Linked DNA regions of Mus musculus: all the other regions are linked to region 1. The links are chromatin loops, found by intact Hi-C in ENCODE. Cell type or tissue: left cerebral cortex. All regions are shown on one strand.

Region 1 (8,000 bases):
CATTACAAGTATGTGGTGGTTTGGCTTTGTGGCTGGTAAACCCAATGGCTACTCCCGAATCAGCATCTCTAGCAATTGTATGATGTACTGCCGTAATTCCTTGCAAATGCATTCATTGGCATTTTCTTCATCACTGGTGTTAGAACCAAAGATGCTCTTCAGAGATAGAGCCATTCCTGGTTAGAGCTTTTGGTTCAACTAATTAATTCCTGACAGTGTTAATGAAGCAAGCACACTATGATTTGTGTTTAAGATCTATAAGCATCACCTTCTAAGTCTCCACTGTCCTAGTTAGGGTATTGCTGTGATGAAACACCATGACCAAAAGCAACTTGGGGATGAAAGGGTTTCTTTTTTTTGCAGTTCTACATCACTGTTCATCATAGGAGGAAGGCAGAACAGAAACTCAAACAAGGCAGGAACTTGGAGGCACAATCTCCTACAGAGGCCACGGAGGGCTTCTGCTTGCATCTTTATTAAGACAATTCCCTATAGGCTTGCCTACAGCAGGGCTTCATGGAGGCCTTTTCTCAACTGAGGCTCCTTTCTTTCTGATGACACTAGCTGTGTCAAGTTCACATAGAAATACCCAGCATAGACACAGGAGATGAATCTCAAAATAAATATTTAATCCGCTGCTTCTTATGGTGATAATGTCCAGTCTAAATATTGGGAAACTGACCTTTTCCGACCCACAGTTTGTAACAGAGCTGCTTATAGACAATAGGTCCTCATCTTAGCATAGGTGCTTTTCTTCCCATTGCTCTTTGCCATGAAAGGACACATTCCAAAGTGTCAACTCCTCTCTTTGATGACATCAGTGGAGCAGAAAAAAAATCAGATGAGAGATCAAAGCATTTGAATAAAAAACCATGTATTAACTCAGGATATGATGGGCTTCAAAGCTTGATGCAGAGTATTCCACAGTGTGTGTGGATCCTATTTGGCTATATATGCCTCACTGGTAGGCATGTAGCTTGTCATTAGGTTGCTTCAACTGAAACTCATGCAGCAATGTGGATTCTTTTGCATGTGTCTTTACAACTCATGGGTGATCACATTTGTGCAAAATCAATTGCTTGAAGTACCATTCCTCAAAGACTGTGTATGTTAAAAACTTTTAGGTAGTCCCGATTGTCCTGCATACAAGTGTATCAATTTACACGTCCCAGGAGGTCTGAGAATGTGTCACACTCAACAAAAGATGTTAAATATTTGATTGCTGTCAATCTTCCTAGTGAAAAACTGCTTCGTAGCTGTATTCACGGTAGTTACTTCTTTATGACAACAATTGAACATTGTTTCATATATTTAAAATTCCCATTAGAATATGTGGATTAGGTCTATCTAAGCAGTTTTAACTAAGCTGAGCTCAGCATGATAGGAGAAAATGCCAAATATTTCATGAACTTCAGTATTGAACTCAGAATGTCCTAACAGGATATTTTTTTTCTTGTAAAAATCACTCTTGTCTGGCTACTCTTACTTGCTACAAGGTATTTCTGGCAATGTGTCTCTATGTTGACTGAATTCATTGTGTTGGGTTTGTGTTGTGTGTGCTGTTGTGGCCAGAATTCATCATTGAGTATGAAGATGCAATGCATGATGCAGGGCTGTGGCGCCACCAGGCTGAAGTTTCTGGAACACAGACCACAGCCCAACTGAAGCTGTCTCCCTATGTGAACTACTCCTTCCGTGTCATGGCAGAGAACAGCATTGGGAGAAGTATGCCGAGCGAGGCATCCGAGCAGTATCTTACAAAAGCCGCAGGTAAGGCTGGAATGAATGGAGTCGACATGAAATGGGAGGGGTTTCCATGCCTTCTGGAGAGCTGAAGCTTGCTCATGTGGGACTGCTTCATTTTTTAGAACCAGATCAGAATCCCATGGCTGTGGAAGGACTAGGGACAGAGCCGGACAACTTGGTGATTACATGGAAGGTGAGCCATGAAGCCTTCCGTTTGCCTCCACCTTTTTTATACTGAGCAGAAAAGGTTGCTTTTGAATAACACCTGCGTTCGTATTCCTTTTGACCCAATTTGGGAAAAAAAAACTTACCTGTATTTAGAAGGGAACTTTGTATAGTAATTAAATAGTTCTATTTCGGTGACCAAAATGGACAGGTGAGAGTCCCAGCTTTGGAATTTGTTGCCAAGTATCTGTCAGTCATCTGTATGATGGGAATAGGAACACAGCTGCTTAAGACTGAAGGAACTAATGTATGTGAAATGCTTAGCATTATGCCTCACACGAATATATGCTGAAAAATGCTAGCTCGCCATTATTATCATCAGAAAGACCATTTGGAATATATGTATCAAGCTATTCCCAGTAGCCAAATTGTTATTACAATCATTCTTACTTACATTATCTGTGGTTTAGATCTGAAAAGTTAGGAACTAAAAATTGAAATTTTATTTGCATAATGATAAAACTTTAGATCTATGCATACACATACATGCTATATGCATATTTATATTCACATATGATAGAGTAGACAGACCCAAATCTTTAACAGAAAAATAGATTGTAAGTTTCCATCTCTCGGTGGACAATGATGAGCTATGACACAAACAGGGATATATAAAGTAAATCTAGATAGCTAAAATGTTTTAAGAGTCACCCACACTTACGACGGAGCCAGTCTTTGAAGGTTTGTGTGTTATTTACTACTTTAGAATTGTGATTTGCAACCTTTGATGCAGAGAATCCGACTCTGGATCTCATCACAATTGAGAGAAGGGAAGAGGTCCCTGGAGACGTGGGCATTTAAGAGCTTAGATTTTAGTGTTTCAGCATTCTCTTACTTGAATCTAGGAACTGGACTTGCTATTCCTGTAAAAGGCTGTACAGTCATTCTGTTTGGCTTTTCTCATAGCCCCTGAATGGTTTTCAATCGAATGGGCCTGGCCTCCAGTACAAAGTGAGCTGGCGCCAGAAAGATGGTGACGATGAGTGGACGTCTGTGGTTGTGGCCAATGTATCCAAATACATTGTTTCTGGCACACCAACCTTTGTCCCATACCTGATAAAAGTTCAAGCTCTGAATGATGTGGGGTTTGCACCAGAGCCAGCTGCAGTCATGGGGCATTCTGGAGAAGACCGTAAGTGTCCCCTGCCTATTCCATTCTACTCTTGTCTAGATGGACAGAGCTCCCAAGGTATAAACTGAGGCTAGTTCCAGAGGTACTCAAGTTAGCAAGCAAGAGGTAATAATCATTTTGCTTATTTCTCTGCATTTGTACAGCCTACTATGTGAAAAATAGCGACTCAGTGCCAGGGAAATAGCTTGGTGGCAGAGCACTTTCCTACCACCTGAGGTTCTGGATTCCAAATCCAGAGCTTGAGGGTGGGGGTGGAGGGAAGTGAAAGTTTGCAGTATCAAAGTTGCTTTCATAAAACCAGATGAATGAATAATGAAGTGCCAAAAGGACAAGACTCTCTGATATAGTGTAGAATGTGCTTCAAGCCAAAGTTATTGAATGTTGTGACATTTATTTTTTGCATGAAATAGAAAAATAACAACTATTTGAATCACCTCCATCCTTTCTCGTCCTCTTCCTAGTTCCAATGGTGGCTCCTGGAAATGTTCGCGTCAGCGTGGTGAACAGTACGCTGGCAGAGGTGCACTGGGACCCAGTTCCTCCCAAGAGTGTCCGAGGACACTTACAAGGCTACCGGGTAGGTGAAGGGAAACACTTTGTGTTCTTTACTTAGTAGCAGGGCCATGGTGAGGACCACTCGCCACATATAGCATTTTAGGTTGAAATGATGTGGTTTGTCCGTGTTTGCATTTAGGACTTCACAAGATTATTTTCTCACTGCTCCCAGTCACACCCAAAGAACCCAGCTACAATTGACTTGAATTCTCACTTTAAAAAAAAAACAACGTGATAAAACGATGTTTCCTCTGTATTTCACAGGTTTCCCACCTTTTTAGAACCTTCTGATGACTGGACAGTATATGTGAAATAAGGCAGACAGATTTTTTTTAAGAATTAAAATGTAACCATTTGCACCTAGTTTAACAATAATGAGAACACTAATAAATCAGATTATACTTTAAGACTCTATAGTACATAACTGAGTCATCCTTATGATCATTAATTATATTTATTTAAAAAAACCCACAGAAACATTATTTGCTAGAGATATTTTTATTCATATAGCCAAAAAAACCCCACGATCACTTACATCACTACTTCGGTTTGACACTGACCCCTAGAGGATTCTTTATGTACTGCACTGTACTCCCTTTTTTTCCCCCCAATAGTGACCAGACTCTGCATATGCTAATTTATCTTGGAAAACTGCCTTTAAATTCCTAAGAAACCGTCAAGAAAATGTAATATACAAAAAAAACTCACATTTTGACCAAAGTTAGGCAACACCTTTTTATCTTTCTAAAATCTGTGCCTAAAATGTAAAAGTACTTTTGATGAGATGGTAGTGTGACTTAATAAACTAACCTGAGACCTGCAGTACAGGGTCATTATAGCTTTGGAAGAATCCCTCACTAGCCCATGAGCTCAGTGATACTACAAAAAGAGTAATAATAAAAGCCTCCCTAGGGTGAGGATTCAATTAACCCAACAAGAACATATAAACAATGGGCAGCAAAATTTATACAAGTAAAATTCTGGAATATTTATTATGGTTATTTTTTTTATTCTGGAAATAAGAGAACCAAGTGAATCGCATTCTCTTTCACTCATTTCTTTTATCGTCCTCCAACACAATAAGAAAGCACAGCTTTATTGTGTGGACCTAAGTTTTGTTATTTTCTGTGGGCTTCTGTCTCACTTGCTAAGAACCAGTATCCATTAGTTTTACTAATATTCATGTAAAACGCACCAAGATATTTATCTGAAAATCAGCATTTCAACTTAAAAAAGCGTTATGTGTGCTCACACCCTTTGTGCACTCCTACAAGTCCATAGGATGAGTGAGAAGGGAGAGGCCCGACCACAGTGAATGTGTAGAGGCAAGAGAGCAGCTTTGTGGAGTTGGTTATCTCTTCCTCCTTTTACGTGAGTTCCAGAATCTAACAGGTTTGGCTAATGGCTTTCATAGCAAGGGCCATTACCGGCTGGGTCCCCTTGCTACCCCCAGTGTTCTGGTTTTAGTAAGCATGGTTATATTGACATCCTGTGCGTCTCTGACTTTGGTTCTTGCCACTTCAGATTTACTACTGGAAGACCCAGAGCTCCTCTAAAAGAAACAGGCGCCACATTGAGAAGAAGATCCTCACCTTCCAGGGCACCAAGACTCACGGCATGCTGCCAGGGCTGCAGCCATACAGTCACTATGCCCTCAACGTCCGAGTGGTCAACGGGAAAGGGGAGGGCCCAGCCAGCACGGACAGAGGCTTCCATACACCGGAGGGAGGTAAGGAATGGGTGCATCCCTGGGATCAAGGAGCGTGTGGAACATCCTGAAAGGGTTTGCACTACAGCAGGCCCTCCATGGAGAGAATCCTCTAGAAGCAAACTGCATGATTAGAAATGATCACAGCACACACGAAAACTGGAGAAATGTCACCCACACATGACTGGAAGCCACACATAAAACTTCAGAGTGCAGAAAGCTGTCTCCAGATAACCTTTTCCCCCTTAAAAATTTCCTTTTCACTTAGGGTATCTGAAACATTGCTAATGTAGTGTGGGAGTCACCAGCTTTCTGAGCCAAGTCACATTCCGTATCTTCTTTAAGTGTCAATAGCTCCCTCTGGAAAGTGTGAGCGATGGGAGGAAGAAGTAAGAAAATACCCACAAAGGAAGATATTTCAGTCAGTTGGAACTGACTCACATGCCTTCATGATTTTTTGTATCGTATAAAGTTGTACTGATTTAGAATGCTCCAAGTCTTACATCAGGTGTGATAGAGTCTGCAATCCCACCCAGCACTTAAGATGCTGAGGCAGAAGGATTCTTTCCACTGTAATCTCTCATCAGTAAGATACCCTTTAGATAGCTCAAGGGGCCATAGAAGAGATAAATGGGATTAAGGACTGAAAGCGGGGAGGAGAATAGTTTGTCTGAAGCCACAAAGCTATTAAAAAAGCATCCTTCTACCAAATGCAAGTTGTTTAGCCAGGATGAGAAAAGAAATATGGCAATGGGAGAGGACCCACATCATGCATGATCTTGGATGCTATGGATACTAACTTGTGGGGCAGAAGCTCTTAGTCTGCAGGCTGTGGTGGTCCCTTCAGGATCTGCTGAGACATTTAAAGAATATCACGAACCTTCTGCAACAACACAATCATGCAACAGGTCAACATCTTTTAAAAGAAAAGAGACCTATGATCTTTGGAAGTTAAGAACCAATTAGGTTAAAGTTTAGAAGCCTGTGACAGACATGATTGAAGGCCCTGACGAAGACAGGAGGAAGACAAAAGCAGAAGGGTGAAGGAATGTATAAGGATGAGAAAAGTGTTCGTTGCCAAGACGTAGCATCCCAGGAGATGGGAAAAACACAAACTCCGAATTGATTGTCTGGTTTCCAGCTAGAGTGAAGGAGCAATGGTGGTGGTGTTAATTGGTTTCTAGGGAATATGGCAGAAAGGCAGCATCCTGATGGAGATCAGCACCAAGCCTCTTAAAGATGGAAATGGAAGACTAGACCCACTTCCTCTGATAATTTGCCAGCCTCTGTCCGGGAGACCTGAAGCCCTTGAGCCTCCTGCACCCTGGGGTAGGGGTGAGCCAACATATGGGGCTCTTGGCTTTCAGTTTCAGATCCTGAGAAGCTGTGAGCTCTTGGGATAGGCACAGCTCAGGCTTTGGGCAACCCAAAGCCCATCAGGGACTTTGTGGAGACTGGGACTATGTGGAGACACTTGGTTTGTTGGGGAGCCTGGGTAGGAGGACAGTATTTAGTGTGTCAGAACACAGTTGCTCCCTCTGAAAGGCCTGCTTAGGATGGCCTCCTTTAGTAACCCATTTGCCTTTATAAATTGTGTTAAGTGCTGCCTGCTTTAAAATAGTTTGAGTCCCTATAAAGGCAGTCTATGTATTTTGAAAAGATGATTTTAGTGAATTAAAATGGAAGTGGTATTAAAGAAAAGATAAGAGAAGAAAGGAAATAAATTTCTGCTACATATTTGTGATAATGTACTTTTTAGCTGAAGCAAAAACTAAGCTGAAAATCAAACTTCAGATCAATTGTGTAAATAGAAGTGTGTTTACTTTGAAATGTTTTTTTAAAAATGTGTTGACTGTTTGTTCTTATTAAAAGTCCCTAGTGCTCCCTCATCTTTGAAAATTGTTAATCCCACACTGGACTCCCTCACTTTGGAATGGGACCCCCCAAGCCACCCAAATGGCATCCTGACTGAGTACATCTTACAATATCAGCCAAGTAAGTCACCTCGATAAGGAAATGTTGGATTTTCAGCAAGCTCCTGTTGTAAAATGCAAGCTGGTTCTTTCAAAATATTTATATGCACCTTCTAGTAATATTCCAGAAAGAACTTCAGAGCACGCCTGTTATGAAAAACTAATGCATATGTTATTGAAAATTAAGGTATATTTAGGGTAATGTAGGTTGTTAAGTGTAGTCCTGAAAGGAGGGGTGTCCTATCATTAGGCTAGGAGACTATTATTTAGCAACAAAAATTAAAGACGAAGTTTCTTGGCCACAGGATACCAAGAGACATGTTTGGAGTTATTAACATTATCAAACTCCATCAGCAAAGACAAAATGAAAACTGCTATTGTAATTTAACTGTAAAATTTCCCTAGTGTGGAAGCCAATAGGGAAAAATATTTCACTTGTTTATATTATACTATAGGTTACATTTTACTACTTAAATGGTAATTGGTATATTAACCAATGCACAAGAAGAATTGTAAAACACTTGTATGGTGGGGAGGACAATTTTGGTTGAAGAAATGATTTACAATAATATTCCTATGACAGCTAATTAATGGGTAATGTGCTTGTTTGTCATTTCTCATTGACAGTTAACAGCACACATGAGCTAGGCCCTCTGGTAGA
Region 2 (8,000 bases), 280 kb before region 1:
ATTTTAATTTTTAAACTTATATATATGCATGTGTGTTATATAAGTAGGTGTATGTACATGGAAGTAAAGTTGCCTGTGGAAGCCAGAAGAGGTCATTGGCTCACCTAGAGCTAGAGATACACATGGTTGGGAACTACCAGATATGGATGCTATGACCAAAACTGAATCTTTGCAAGAGCAGTACATGTTTTTAACCACTGAGCCATCTCTCCAGCCTCCTAGCTTGGCTATTATTTTTCTTCCTTCCTGGTTTGACATAAATAACAAAAGATCTTTTTTCTCAATGTAGGAAAAAATTATTCCATATTTATTACGGCTGAGACAAGTTAAGGATGAAACTCTTCAGGCTGCAGTTAGAGAAATTTTGGCTTTAATTGGTTATGTAGATCCAGTGAAAGGCAGAGGAATCCGAATCCTCACCATTGATGGTGGAGGAACAAGGTAAGTCTGGCAAAAATGGTTTTTAAGACTACAGGTTTCATTGATCTTTAGAGAGTTTAAAGAAAATGGTTTAATATAGTTATTAATGGTTTAATATAGTTTTAAAAGTAAAACATGAAGCCACTTTTATTTATGACTTAATCTTTTATTTATTTATTTACTTATTTTAAAGATTTATTTATTATTATATGTAAGTACACAGTAGCTGTCTTCAGATGCACCAGAAGAGGGCATCAGATCTCATTACGGATGGTTGTGAGCCACCATGTGGTTGCTGGGATTTGAACTCAGGACCTTTGGAAGAGCAGTCGGTGCTCTTAACTACTGAGCCATCTCTCCAGCCCCACCCTCCAGAACTTGATAGTAAGACCCGTGTTGGAGACACCATACATTTTGATCACAAGACATGGACAAATGAAGTCTGAATTAATTTGGAGTTTCCTCACTGCTGGCTAGATTTTATGGAGCCAGAAGGTGCTATGCAGGCTGCTGTGGAAAAAAGCCAGTCATGTTCTTACACAAGGATGAACCCTGTGAGCTGCAAGGAACCCATCTTGCAAGATACGCACATTGGTGCACAGGCTTGCTAGCAGCTTCCTGGTTGGGCTATAGGCTTTTAACACAGGAGGACACTCATGCCTGGTACTGTAAACTGGGCTAACAAGTCATGACTAAGGAGGTCATAGGCCCCAGGGTAGAATTTACTATTGTTCTCCTAAATGCAAATAGTATCGAACTGCCTTCTAAATACTTGTAATTTGTAGATTAGTGAAGTGTTCAGCCTATGACAGTCACCACTTTATGCAGTGGACTGCAGCTAATATAGAGATGCACAACCAGTGAAGCGCGTGGTTACATAGAATACCTCACACCTAGACCAAGAATTCTGGTTTTTATTCTGTATGTATCAGTACTAGTTACATAGTGCTAGTCATACACTACCAACTTAACTCTGTATATTAGTCTGAATTCATTTATAAATATTCTTTGTTGGTTTCTTTATTTAAAGTTACTTCATTCCCTATTCGTATAGGTACTTAGAAAAGTTTTGGAAGGAAAGAGAAAAGACAATCAATCCATAAATCAAAACTTAAATATTTTGATTTATTTTCCTCAAGTATTTTTCTTGTATATATATGTATTCATATTTAATTCCTTTGCAAAAGGTGATAGATGTCATATTGTTAAATCTATTTTGACAGCACCATGTTTTAATTCTTCATGTCTTACCTGGAATTATAATATAGCAGCCATTGTCTCACAGCTCCTGAAATACACATTGCTTATCTCAGCTTTAAAAAAAAAAAGTCATGTTGGGTGTGGTAGTGCAATACCTTTAATTCCAGCACTTGAGAGGCCAAGGCAGGGGTATCTCTCTGATTTCAAGTCACTCAAGACTATATAGTGAGTCTATGTCTCAACAGAAAAGGAAGTGAGCAAGTGAGCGAACAAAAGTCAACACTTGGTATCCCACTACAATCTAAACATTTTTTTAATGACCTCCATTAGCCCCATCAAGGTACAATTTGAAACTTTTCATTGTCTTGTAGTACTGACCTACCCCTCATCATGTATTGGGAACTGAACTTGTCATTGTTTTTTAGAATTGTCAACGTATGTGATATCCAAGTAAGCGGAGACCCCCTAGACTGCTTTTACATTCTCCATTCTCATTTGGTAATAGTAAAGCTATTTATTTACTATTATCTCAAGAGTAAGTTATTTACCACCTTTAGTAAAGATCCAGAAATGAACAAAGTGTCAGTAATATTAACTCATACACTCTTAATGTAGAGATGATTCTAAATTTATTGTTTTAAAAACTGAAATATTAAAGAAGATAGCTTGAAAATCAGACCAGTGAAACATAAATACAAATACATGGAATTATAGGAGACCAGCTATATTAATAAAAGAAGAAAATAGTTGATAGTATTTCAGAACCACTGAGGATGGTTTATTAAAGAGCTTTACAGAATTGAGGTTTTCAAAATATATCTAATATTCTCATATCTTTATATTATTTAAAAACAGTGCTACAAATGTATAAGTACATTGTCATTGTATGGGCTTTGTGTTAGCATTTTGAAGTGATCCTAAAATTTGGTCAGATGATTTTTATTGGTGCTAGTTTGAATTATTTTCATGTCAGTATATAAGCTGTAAAAATTTTTAGAATTGTTTTATTATTCATCTTCAATCTCCCTTGAAAGAGAAATTATCAATTTGCTCTCTGTTCACAGAGGTGTGGTTGCTCTCCAGACTCTGAGGAAGTTGGTTGAACTTACTCAGAAGCCGATTCATCAGCTTTTTGATTACATCTGTGGAGTAAGCACAGGTAATGACCATCATGTGAATGGGCGTGTGTGCCACCAGTGGATCACGGACCAAGAACATGCAGCACAGGCTTGAGGCCATGGAGCGTCTCTGAGACGATGGACAGTAATGTCACAACTCTACTGATGAGTAATTGTTTATATGATCAGCTTTTAAAACTGATTAGAGTTTAAATATGTAACTTTTTAAGTTTAAGCATTTAAAATGACTTATTTTTTATTATATTTTCAACTAGTTGCATTGGCAAGGAATAATTACTAATTACTGATTTTGGACATAGTCACTTGTAAGGGGATGGTGGTGGAAGGTTGCAGTGGTAGGTGATTAGATGGTGCTTGAGCTAATAGGAAATTAAAGGTGCTAAAAAGTTCTATTTGTCTGTAAGGAATAGCAATGAATCATTTTTTCCTATATTATTTGGTGATTTGAAAGGAGAGCTTAAAGTGACAAATGTGTCTTTGGTTTTAAATAGCTACTTTTAAATTTTACTAGTGGGTATATGTATGGGGAAAAAAAACAAAAGCAATTCCAAGTTCAGTTCAGATCAGATTCACAAAATAGACAAATGAGATCTACCTCCAGATAGATGGAGAGCTGCAAAATTCCTGTAAAGAAAGAAGCAGCAGGCAGCTAGGCATGGTGGCATATGTGTTTACTCTCAGCACTCTTTATGTGCTAAGGCAGGACAAACGTGAGTTCGAGGCCTGCTTGGGCTCCATTGATTTCTTTTAATATATTAGAATTTATTGTGACTCTTAAAATAGGAAAAGACTCTGAATACTTGTCAAAGAGACATTTCCTAAGGATAGTATTATTTGTGGGCTTGTTTGTTTTGAAACATTATTCTACCCTTTTCTGTTAAATTTGGAGTGATCCTGGGAGTTGAAACACCTAATGGTAGCTTCGTGTTGGTGTTGAGTGACTACAGTAGAGCCCCACAAACCAGTTCCCAGTCATGATCTTGTATAACATGTAGGGTTTCTGTGTCTGTGACATTGCTTTCCACTATGCTTTTTTACTTATAAGTGCTTCATAATTTATCTTCATTTTCCCATTTTGTTTATTACTAAATTGGTTTATAATTATGGTTTTTATGATGTCAACAAGCACCTATTTAGTTTAAGGGTAGTGTCCTTACTTAATAAAATTAATTCTTTTTTAAGTATCTGTTTATCTTTATAGAAGTTCTTTTTGAAAATAAAGGCACTTTGCTAGCACCCCGGAGACAGAGACAGGAGGATCTCTGTGAGTTTGATGCCAGCCTGGTATACACAGCAAACTCAGACAGCCAGGGCTACATAGAGAAGACCCGCTCCTCACCATCATCTGCCCTCAAAAAGGCATTTAATTTTTTTTTTTAGCAAATTATTTGTTTATTAGGATTATTCTCCAAGTTAAAATATTCTCCAAGTTTATATAGTTTAATCCACAATATTGCATTTTTATGTTTTCAGCTATTTAATCTTTTACTGGAATGATTCCAATTCCAATATGATACGCTTTACAGGGGGCTGGAGAGATGGCTTGGGGATTAAGAGAACACTGCTGAATTTCTTCAGGACCAGGTTCAATTCACAGCCATCTGTAACTCCAGTTCCAGGAAATTCAGTGCTCTTTTCTGCACATGTGGTGTTTAGACATAAATGTATTCAGAACACTCATAAACATAAGATATAAACTTTAAAAATTAAAAATCCTTTAAACTACATTGTTGCTTATTTCTTTACATGTTAAGTAGGTCTTTACCTACTGTCTTGCTGACTCCTCATCCCCTAAAACCCCATTTTCCTCTTAGTTAGGAGTGAGACAAGTACAACCACTAGGTGGCAGTGTGTCCCACCAATTACAACTGGTATGTGAAATCAGCTATTTAAAGGACATCCTAGAATATTTAATTTCTTTCATCACATTGATCCTAGGACCAAACTGAAAGCCAACTTATTTAATGAGTTGCCAAATACACAGTATTCTTTTAGTAAAACATGGTTTTAATTCCCATGACATCTTATATATAATTTAATTTAGTGTAAAATTTATACCCACTTCACAGAAGGGAAAACTTGGAACTCTGAGAATTGTTTTGTCCCAAGTTCAGTTAGAAAGTATCAGAGCCTACATGGTCCATCCTTTTATCTCAGCTCCAAACTTTGTCTCTGTAACTCCTTCCAAGGGTGTTTTGTTCCCACTTCTAAGAAGGGGCATAGTGTTCACACTTCAGTATTCATTTTTCTTGAGTTTCATGTGTTTAGGAAATTGTATCTTATATCTTGGGTATCTTAGGTTTTGGGCTAATATCCACTTATCAGTGAGTACATATTGTGTGAGTTCCTTTGTGAATGTGTTACCTCACTCAGGATGATGCCCTCCAGGTCCATCCATTTGGCTAGGAATTTCATAAATTCATTCTTTTTAATAGCTGAGTAGTACTCCATTGTGTAGATGTACCACATTTTCTGTATCCATTCCTCTGTTGAGGGGCATCTGGGTTCCTTCCAGCTTCTGGCTATTATAAATAAGGCTGCTATGAACATAGTGGAGCATGTGTCCTTCTTACCAGTTGGGGCATCTTCTGGATATATGCCCAGGAGAGGTATTGCTGGATCCTCCGGTAGTACTATATCCAGTTTTCTGAGGAACCGCCAGACTGATTTCCATAGTGGTTGTACAAGCCTGCAATCCCACCAACAATGGAGGAGTGTTCCTCTTTCTCCACATCCACGCCAGCATCTGCTGTCACCTGAATTTTTGATCTTAGCCATTCTGACTGGTGTGAGGTGGAATCTCAGGGTTGTTTTGATTTGCATTTCCCTGATGATTAAGGATGTTGAGCATTTTTTCAGGTGCTTCTCTGCCATTCGGTATTCCTCAGGTGAGAATTCTTTGTTCAGTTCTGAGCCCCATTTTTTTAATGGGGTTATTTGATTTTCTGAAGTCCACCTTCTTGAGTTCTTTATATATGTTGGATATTAGTCCCCTATCTGATTTAGGATAGGTAAAGATCCTTTCCCAATCTGTTGGTGGTCTTTTTGTCTTATTGACGGTGTCTTTTGCCTTGCAGAAATTTTGGAGTTTCATTAGGTCCCATTTGTCAATTCTCGATCTTACAGAGCAAGCCATTGCTGTTCTATTCAGGAATTTTTCCCCTGTACCCATATCTTCAAGGCTTTTCCCCACTTTCTCCTCTATAAGTTTCAGTGTCTCTGGTTTTATGTGAAGTTCCTTGATCCACTTAGATTTGACCTTAGTACAAGGAGATAAGTATGGATCGATTCGCATTCTTCTACACGATAACAACCAGTTGTGCCAGCACCAATTGTTGAAAATGCTGTCTTTCTTCCACTGGATGGTTTTAGCTCCCTTGTCGAAGATCAAGTGACCATAGGTGTGTGGGTTCATTTCTGGGTCTTCAATTCTATTCCATTGGTCTACTTGTCTGTCTCTATACCAGTACCATGCAGTTTTTATCACAATTGCCCTGTAGTAAAGCTTTAGGTCAGGCATGGTGATTCCACCAGAGGTTCTTTTATCCTTGAGAAGAGTTTTTGCTATCCTAGGTTTTTTGTTATTCCAGATGAATTTGCAAATTGCTCCTTCTAATTCGTTGAAGAATTGAGTTGGAATTTTGATGGGGATTGCATTGAATCTGTAGATTGCTTTTGGCAAGATAGCCATTTTTACAATGTTGATCCTGCCAATCCATGAGCATGGGAGATCTTTCCATCTTCTGAGATCTTCTTTAATTTCTTTCTTCAGAGACTTGAAGTTTTTATCATACAGATCTTTTACTTCCTTAGTTAGAGTCACGCCGAGATATTTTATATTATTTGTGACTATTGAGAAGGGTGTTGTTTCCCTAATTTCTTTCTCATCCTGTTTATTCTTTGTGTAGAGAAAGGCCATTGACTTGTTTGAGTTAATTTTATATCCAGCTACTTCACCGAAGCTGTTTATCAGGTTTAGGAGTTCTCTGGTGGAATTTTTAGGGTCACTTATATATACTATCATATCATCTGCAAAAAGTGATATTTTGACTTCCTCTTTTCCAATTTGAATCCCCTTGATCTCCTTTTGTTGTCGAATTGCTCTGGCTAATACTTCAAGTACTATGTTGAAAAGGTAGGGAGAAAGTGGGCAACCTTGTCTAGTCCCTGATTTTAGTGGGATTGCTTCCAGCTTCTCTCCATTTACTTTGATGTTGGCTACTGGTTTGCTGTAGATTGCTTTTATTATGTTTAGGTATGGGCCTTGAATTCCTGATCTTTCCAAAACTTTTATCATGAATGGGTGTTGGATCTTGTCAAATGCTTTTTCTGCATCTAACGAGATGATCATGTGGTTTTTGTCTTTGAGTTTGTTTATATAATGGATTACATTGATGGATTTTCGTATATTAAACCATCCCTGCATCCCTGGAATAAAACCTACTTGGTCAGGATGGATGATTTCTTTAATGTGTTCTTGGATTCGGTTAGCGAGAATTTTATTAAGGATTTTTGCATCGATATTCATAAAAGAAATTGGTCTGAAGTTCTCTATCTTTGTTGGGTCTTTCTGTGGTTTAGGTATCAGAGTAATAGTGGCTTCATAAAATGAGTTGGGTAGAGTACCTTCTACTTCTATCTTGTGAAATAGTTTGGATCCATCCCATAATCAGCTTCCAAATGCTGACACCATTGCATACACTAGCAAGATTATGCTGAAAGGACCCTGATATAGCTGTCTCTTGTCAGAGTATGCCTGGGCCTAGCAAACATAGAAGTGGATGCTCACAGTCGGCTATTGGATGGATCACATGGCCCCCAATGAAGGAGCTAGAGAAAGTACCAAAGAAGCTAAAGGGATCTGCAACCCTATAGGTGGAACAACATTATGAACTAACCAGTACCCCGGAGCTCTTGACTCTAGCTGCATATGCATCAAAAGATGGCCTAGTTGGCCATCACTGGAAAGAGAGGCCCATTGGACATGCAAACTTTATATGCCCCAGTACAGGGGAACGCCAGGGCCATAAAAGGGGAGTGGGTGGGTAGGGGAGAGGGGGTGGGTGGCTATGGGGGACTTTTGGTATAGCATTGCAAATGTAAACGAGCGAAATACCTAATAAAAAATGGAAAAAAAAAAAAAAAAAAAAGAAAGTATCAGAGCTAGAATTTCAGCAGGTTGCTTGTCTCAGAGCCATGTGTAAATTGTAAGAGCAGTCACATCACTAATGATAAAAACTA
Region 3 (8,000 bases), 270 kb before region 1:
TATGTGTTCTTGTTTACTAAAGGGATAGAATTGGATCTGCACTAATGATTGAAACAGCGAGAAACCCCGCATGTCCTAAGGTGAGTGAAGTCTCTTAGGCAGAGCATCGCAGAGTCTGGGAAAAACATGTATTGTGAGAGACAGTCTTGTGAACTTCTTGTAATAGATGTTATTGCTTCCTTATCTATTAGGTCATTCTATTAAAATACAGGATGTAATTACTAGATAGTTTGAAATAAAAGTAATAGAAGTTTAAAAAAATTAATCGGGACTGAAAATATAGAATATTTTATCATTATTTTAACAAAATCTAGTCGAGTTAAGGAAAATTAAAGTATTTTTCTATCTTAGATTTTCAAAGGTAAGTTTTATATGTAAAATCAACAGGGTTAATTAATATACAAATGGAATCCTAATTTTTAAAAATTGAGTCATTTAGGTATGCCTCTATGTAGTTCGTCTTATTTGTTTGAAACTTCACAATCTGAAATTGTTTTAGCTTTGTGTTAACAATAATTGTTTGCTTGAGGATTATAATTGATGTGCCTAGAAATCCCACATGGCTTATAGTTACTATTGAATGGCAAGCTATTAGGATGCGAAATCAAGATATCACTCCTTCTGCTAGTCTTTGTAACTTCATCACTTTTTATTTTTGTAGTTGTCTTTTTTTTTTATTATTGGATATTTCCTTTATTTACATTTCAAATGTTATCCTCTTTCCTGTTCCCCCCCAAACCCCCTAGCCCAACACCCCTCCCCCTGCTTCTAAGAGGGTGTTTCCCCCACCCACTCACGCCTCCCTGCCCTTGAATTCACCAACACTGGGGCATCAAGCCTTCACAGGACCAAGGGCCTTGACTCCCATTGATGCCCAACAAGGCCATCCTCTGCTACATATGCAGCTGGAGCCATGGGTCCCTCCATGTGTACTCTGGTTGGTGGTTTAGTCCCTGGGAGATCTGGGGTACTAGTTGGTTGATAATGTTGTTCTTACCATGGGGTTGCAAACCCCTTCAGCTCCTTCAGTCCTTTCTCTAACTCCTCTACTGGGGACCCCATGCTCAGTCCAATGGTTGGCTGGCAGCATTCACCTCTGTATTTGTCAGGCTCTGGCAGAGCCTTTCAGGAGACAGCTATATCAGGCTGCTGTCAGCAAGCACTTGTTGGCATCCACAATAGTGTCTGGGTTTGGTGACTGTATATGGGATGGATCCCCAGGTAGGGCAGTCTCTGGATGGCCTTTCCTTCAGTCTGTGCTCCATACTTTGTCTCCATATTTGCTCCCATGAGTATTTAACTTCATCACTTTTATCCCTTCATGTTTGTGACTGCTATACATATGCCTTTGTGATAGCACTGAATTTGTGCATAATAATACTAAGGCTTTATTAGAATCACAGTGCTTTAAAAGTGTATAGAAACAAAGATGATTTATTTAAGTGCACTGTATTTGTTAATCTTTAGTGGCTGTATTTCTGATAATATTGTATTATTATGTTAAAAGTAAGCTAGACAGTTACATGGGACCACAGGGCTGTGAATTATCTTCTTAATGTGACTGTTAAGTAAATAATCTCACAAATGAAGTAGTCCTGAAATGGGTGCTGTGGACCAAACTAGCAGTTCTCTGAAAGCATACATTTCAAGGGATGTAAGGAAGGCTACTTTGTGAGACCTCATTGTGAAGGCTAGTAAGTAGGAGCATTCCTGGCAAAAGGACAAAGAAAGTGGTCTATGCAGGGCTCAAAGAGAATTCCAGGAACTGTAAGCTTTCCCAGAGACTAGCCCAAAGATCTGAGGGCAGCAACTGGAATGAGACTGGAATAGTAGGCAGATTACATCACACAGTGCTCCTGAAGGCCACAACAAAGAGATGACTTCATTCCTTGGGAGAGGACCTAGGATGTACCCTACCTACCCCTCTGGTTTGTTCTTCTAGATTACTGGGCCTCTGTTTTTGTTTGAATACTTGTTTACAAATTATGGGAAGTTGTTAACTTTGGGTAAAAGAATAGATGTGAAATCTTGAGCCATTTGCAAAGGTTTTTTTTTTGTTGTTGTTGTAATAGAGCAGACAGCTATCGTTAGGAGTCTAATTTTTTAAGATTTATTTATTATATGTAAGTACACTGTAGTTGTCTTCAGACACACCAGAAGAGGGCATCCAATCACATTACAGATGGTTGTGAGCCACCATGTGGTTGCTGGGATTTGAACTCAGGACCTCCAGAAGAACAGTCAGTGCTCTTAACCACTGAGCCATCTCTCCAGCCCTTGATAGGATTCTTAATCCTCTTTTTTTCTGTATCTTAGTTACAGAAAGACCCTCTGGATTTTAGTGAATGGCCAGCTGGTATCCATAGATGACAAAGAGTCATGAAGTCTAGAAATCTAGGATAGGACCTTTGTTTATTAAATGACAAAACAAACAGGACCATGACTGGGTTTGACACAGAACAGGAAAACTTAGGCCTGTCATTTGAAAGCTTTGAGAATTTGTGCAGGACTATGCTGTGACTTTACTAAAATCATATTTCCTCATTCTTTTATTTTATTGCAAATAGATTCTTTTCTCATATAATATATCCTGACTACAATTTTCCCTCCCTCTGTTCCCTGTCCCTTTCCATCTCCCCTTCCCATCTCCCCTTCCCTTCAGATCCACTCCTTTTTTTATCTCTCATTAGAAAACAGCAGGCTTCTAAGAGAAGACAGCCAAGCATGGCAAAATAAAATATAAGACAAAGCAAAGCCCAACACGTTGAAGCTGAACAGGGCATCCCAACAGAAGGAAAAGTGCCCCGAGAGTAGGCATAGGGATTTGAGACCCACTTGTTCAGGAACTTAAAAGGAGTCCCATGAAAATACTAAACTGAAAGCTATAATGTATATGCATAGGACCCAGTGCAGATCTGTGCAAGACCTGTGCTTTTTGCTTCAGCCTCTGAGTTTATATGAGCCTTGCTCAGTTGATTCAAAGGGTCTTAGTCTCCTAGTATGCTTCATCCCCTCTGGCTCTTGTACTTTTCCACCCAGTTGCTGCTCTAGTTGGTGATAAGACCTACAAGAATGGAGCCAGTAAATAAGATAGAATAAAGTCTCACTCAAGAACCGCCTTTATGAAAAAAAAAGGAAAGAAAAGAAAGAAAGAACCTTCTTTATTCAGAGCATCTTAACCACCATTTCCTGAGGGTTAAGGAAAGTCACCTGGGTGAAGTTTTTTGTGAGTTCAAGCTGTATATAATCCTAAGCTGCAGGTGAAAATATGTTTTCCTATACAGATAATATAAACAAATGAGGAATTGCCACTTGTAATGAGTAATCTGAAGTAAACTATCATATCCACTACATCAGGGAGGAGCACATTCCGAGAACAGCCCATCTTGGGGAGGAACATAGATTACAAGACTTTTGTCTTGTTTATTTACTTGGAGTTTTCTTATAAGGGCTCAGAAATCCTCTCACACAGCCTCATTCAAGAACTTGTTCCAATGTGTCTCCTCTTCTGAGGGGTTCCCTCAGCTCTAAGGGGAGGGATTTGATGAAGACATCTCATTTAGAGCTGTGTGCTCCAATGACTCTCACTCTACATAATGACTAGCTATGAGTCTCCTGTCTCCTGTCTCCTGTCTGTCTCCTGTCTCCTGTCTGTCTCCTGTCTCTTGTCTCCTGTCTCCTGTCTCTTGTAGGGGGAAGCCTCTCTGCTGTAGAGTGAATAAGGCATGGATCTATGCGGATAGCAAAGTATTGGGATTATTTTATTGATACTTTTTCTTTTATACCAGAAGTGCTTTGTTTTACCCTAGGTTTTTGGACTATCTAATTTCAGGTTCTTGGTCACCCAGGCAGTATTGGATATGGGTTCTGTCTTGTGGAGTGGGCCTTAAGTCAAATCAGACATTGGTCGGCTGCTCCCACAAGTTCTGTGCCACCATTATGATAGCATATCTTGCAGGGAGAACAGATTGTAGGTCAGAGGTTTAATAGCTAGGTTTGTGTTTATGTTTCTTTTGGAAGCCAGTAGAATAACTTCCTGTACCAAAGACAATAGAATGTAGAACTGAAGATTCCTTATAGGCACCAGCTCCATTGCTCCATGGTCAGTGTGTTGTGTGCGTGTTGTCCTCAGCAGTGTCACTGGCTGTCAGTTCGTGGAGAGCAACCTCTTATCTTAGCAATAGTCTGGGTCTGTTTGGGGATTTCAATGGGACCCCCTTGGCCAACAGGTTAATTGAATGCAACCTAGTCCTTTTACTGGAAGCCTTGTTGGTGACAAGAGATGGCCAGTTGGGAGTCTGTATCCTCCATTATTAGGAGACTTCATTAGGATTGCTTCACATGTTTTAGGAAGTTTCTACTGCACTGTGTTTCCATATCATCACTTAAGTGCCCCTTAATTTCATCTGTTTCTCCTGCATTTCCTCCTTCAACACTATCTCCCCTCCCCTGCCCTACTTTATCCTTCCATTTCCTCTCCCACCCACCCACCCACCCCCTGTGTACCTATAAAATCTGTTCTATTTCCCACTCCTAGGGAGACCCATCTGTTCCCTCTTGGTCCCTCCCCCTATACCTAACCTTCTAGGGTTTGTGGAATATAGGTTGGTTATCATTTATTTATGACTAATACCCACATACATGTGTGAATATGTAACCATATATATCTTTCAGCGTCTGGGTTACCTCACTCAGGATGTTTTCTTTCTAGTTCCGTTCATTTGCCTGCAAAACTCTCTTTCTCTCTCTCTCTCTCTCTCTCTCTCTCTCTCTCTCTCTCTCTTTTTTTTAACTGTTGAGTAACATTCCATTGTGTAAATGTACCCCATTTTCTTTATCCATTCTTCTATTGAGGGACATTAGGTGGTTTCCAGTTTCTGGCTGTTATAATAGAGCAGCAGTGAACATGGTTAATCAGGGATCTTTGTGGTAGAATAAAACATCCTTTGGGTGTATGTCCAAGAGTGATGTAGCTGAGTCATGAGGTAGATGGAGCCCCAGTTTTCTGAGCAATCTTTATAGTGGCTGTACTAGTCTGCACTCCCACCCGCTATGGAATGTTCTCCTGATTCCACATCTTTGTAAGCATGAGTGTCACTTGTGTTATTGACCTTAGTCATTGTGGTAAGTGTAAGATGGAATCTCAAAATATTTTCAAAGCACATGAAATTATTTTGTAAATTACATTTAAAATACTGCATTTGTTGAATTCTAAGAATAAATTGTCAACACTATTATATCAGTTATGACTTTAGAAATGTGTCTTTCTGAATCGTCTTAAATAAAATCATATATTCAAATGCATCTTCTATTACTGTTCTCATCTAATATATCTCAAACTTGTGTCAAACCTTCTTTTTTATCTTTTTCTTCTCCTATAACACACATGTAGTTTTCTGTAAGTATTTTTGTGTTTGCACATTGTTCTTGTTGTTTTGTAGATATATATCACTAAATAGCATTCAGTTGGCCATGGTACTTCACACTGTAACTGCAGCACTTAGGAGATTTAAGCAGGAGAATTGCACAAGTTCCAAGGCCAGCGAAGGTTTTATGATGAGTTTTAGGCCAAGTAGGACTACAGAATGAGGCTCCTTGCATTTAACAAATAAATAATAATAGATAGTATTCAGTTTTTTTTTAAATATAGATATTTATGGTTAATGGTCATATTTTTTGCTTACTTTTTAACTCTCTAGGTAGCTGCTATAAGTACCATAGTAAACAGAGGACAAACACCAAAAGCTTTTGTGTTCAGAAACTATGGTCATTTTCCTGGCACCAACTCTCACTATTTAGGAGGCTGTCAGTATAAAATGTGGCAGGCCATTAGAGCCTCATCAGCTGCTCCAGGCTACTTTGCAGAGTACGCGCTGGGGAGTGATCTTCATCAAGTAAGTCATCCGTGCGACTCCTTAGACTCTTTAAATGTTTCAGTCAGCATGAAGGCAAATCGGGTTATGTGGGAGGGATCTGACAGAGGAATGGAAAGGAGGAAATTATATTCAAATCTCAACATTCTTTTTCAAAGTTTTTTTTTTTAAGGTCAGAATTTACTTATTGTTACTAAACTTCACAAGGATGAACAAAGGGAATTTCTAGTGTGAGTGCTTGTTAGACTGTTATTTGAGGAAGTTTGGTCAATGTGTGTGTGCTGGGGGTTGGGGGGAAGTCGGGTGTAAAGTAGAACAGAGTCCAGAACTAGACCTATGTGCACATGAGCTATATGGATAGTACTTTTGTGGAACGAGCTAATGCATGTGTGTATAGTACATGTGAACAATCGGTGAGTACCAGCGGTTAACCTAATTAAGTGTCTTTGCTTTCCAGCTTGTTTGTTGAGAAAAGGTCTTTCATAGAACCCAAAGCTGACCAATTGACTAGACTGGCTGGTCAGTAGGCCCCACCAATCTGCCTATCTCTACCCTCCAGTGCTGAGGTTACAAATACAATGTGTGCCACCACAATAGGTGCTTGGTATCTGAACTCAGGTTCTGTTACTTGAATAGCCGGCGCTTTATCCACTAAAGTATCTTCACAGCCCCAAGGATACTCTTCTTGACAAATTGGTTTGAAATATATACTATACTATTGTTGCCTGCAGAAGGGTGGTCCTCTTTCTGCCTCTCCCACACTCTCTCCAAACCTCACAGCTTATACCAAGAACATTTAGTGGATTCTAATTTTCACTTAAACCTCACAAATTATACCAACAATATTCAGTAGTAGTAACTGAATGTTGTAGTTTAAAGTGTAAAACATTTAGAAGAGCAGTGTTATATGATCTAGGGTTAAGTAGATTCCTAACATTTTTTTTTAAAAAAGTTACTGTCCATCCACAAAAGTCACTGGTACAGCAGACTTTATCAAAATTAGAAACTTTTGCTACTCAGAGGTACTCTCAGAAACTCAAAAGCTAAGTGACACACAGTAACAAATCAAACATCTACAATGGGAATACGTGGGAACTATAAAGGGGCCCAAGGGAAGAGGGGGAGGATAGCCATGTCCCGCCAGAGTTCCACCTATGCTCGGACAGGCGGATGCTTTCCACTCAGCCCGGGGTGGGCATCCCAGCCTTTGACCCACTCCTCAGGGGGTGGACAAGGGGCAGCCCCCAAAACCAAAAGGTGTCCTGGGGTACACCCTGTAGCCCAGGGTTATGGGAGAGAGGGCTGAGGGAAGAGAGGTTCCCACGCATGTGAGAATGAGCGCAGCCTTGATGAGCAGAGACTGTTTATGTTTTTAGAGCTTTATTATAGAAAGGCAGGGGGAAAGAGAGAAGATAGAAAAGAGGGAGGGGAGGAAAGGCTAGAGAGAGTAAGAGAGATAGGAGAGTAGTGTAAGAGCAAGAGAACAATGGAGTGAGGGGGTGAGAGAGAGAGCAAGGAGGGGCCAAACAGCCCCTTTTAAAGTGAGCTGCTATCTTTTCTGTTGCTAGGTAACTGGGGAGGAGTTTAGCCTGAAGGTCAGAAGCTTGGGACATTGCCTATGTGAGTTCTAGCCATGCTTCTCTTGGGGGCGTGGGGGCGGTAACTTAAGCAGGAGCCAGAGTTCCAGGATCTCATAGGTGAATTATCACCATTCTGGGGTTCAGACCTCAGCTCAACTGGAAACCAGATTGTCTGTGTGTAGCCAAATGCCCCACAGGAATATATATGGAAGTCATATAGGAAGAAGGCTATGTAGTTACTTAAAATATCTTCAACCAGATGTATGTCCCTAGATTTTAAGCTCCATATACAATATAGTAATGAAATAGATTTAAATATTATTGTATGATTCATTCTGTTACAGTTTGGCTGTAATTTTAAATACTTCCTTATTTTTATAGTATTCAACCCCGATTGAGATTCAGTGTTTTTTACAGCATATTCTATCAGCGTATTTTACATTTTTGAATTCTTTAAAATCATGTTGCTACTGATAGACACTTAGAATAGAGGTTCTCAACCTTCTTAATGCTGTGACCCTTTAATACAGTTCCTCATGTTGTGACC

What was found. Peaks named below come from ENCODE experiments on the same cell type or tissue, not always from the same donor. Only the 100,000 strongest peaks of a DNase experiment are listed, where the experiment ranks them.
Region 2: a loop joins it to region 1, with 4 times the contacts of the local background. A loop is called at or near these places in 3 of 42 quality-filtered maps.
Region 3: a loop joins it to region 1, with 2.8 times the contacts of the local background. A loop is called at or near these places in 4 of 42 quality-filtered maps.

Annotation. Positions count from the first base shown.
Region 1 is chr12:44,568,638-44,576,637 of GRCm38, forward strand. Nrcam (neuronal cell adhesion molecule) reads left to right here. Exons shown (of 31, transcript NM_176930.4): 19 at 1-8; 20 at 1,573-1,770; 21 at 1,869-1,939; 22 at 2,878-3,103; 23 at 3,565-3,680; 24 at 5,183-5,387; 25 at 7,239-7,361; 26 at 7,967-8,000. Among named protein-coding and RNA genes, the nearest start is that of Nrcam, 240 kb to the left of the region's middle. In left cerebral cortex, CTCF peaks have their summits at 1,630 and 4,221; DNase peaks (open chromatin) are centred at 1,619, 4,239 and 5,710; H3K27ac peaks cover 448 bases.
Region 2 is chr12:44,287,882-44,295,881 of GRCm38, forward strand. It overlaps Pnpla8 (patatin-like phospholipase domain containing 8), which reads left to right. Exons shown (of 10, transcript NM_026164.2): 4 at 290-441; 5 at 2,685-2,779. Among named protein-coding and RNA genes, the nearest start is that of Pnpla8, 23 kb to the left of the region's middle. In left cerebral cortex, a CTCF peak has its summit at 4,583 (motif pointing right); a DNase peak (open chromatin) is centred at 4,597.
Region 3 is chr12:44,299,212-44,307,211 of GRCm38, forward strand. Pnpla8 (patatin-like phospholipase domain containing 8) reads left to right here. Exons shown (of 10, transcript NM_026164.2): 7 at 23-80; 8 at 5,700-5,894. Among named protein-coding and RNA genes, the nearest start is that of Nrcam, 26 kb to the right of the region's middle. In left cerebral cortex, no CTCF peak of the experiment used is centred here; DNase peaks (open chromatin) are centred at 4,522, 4,989 and 5,921.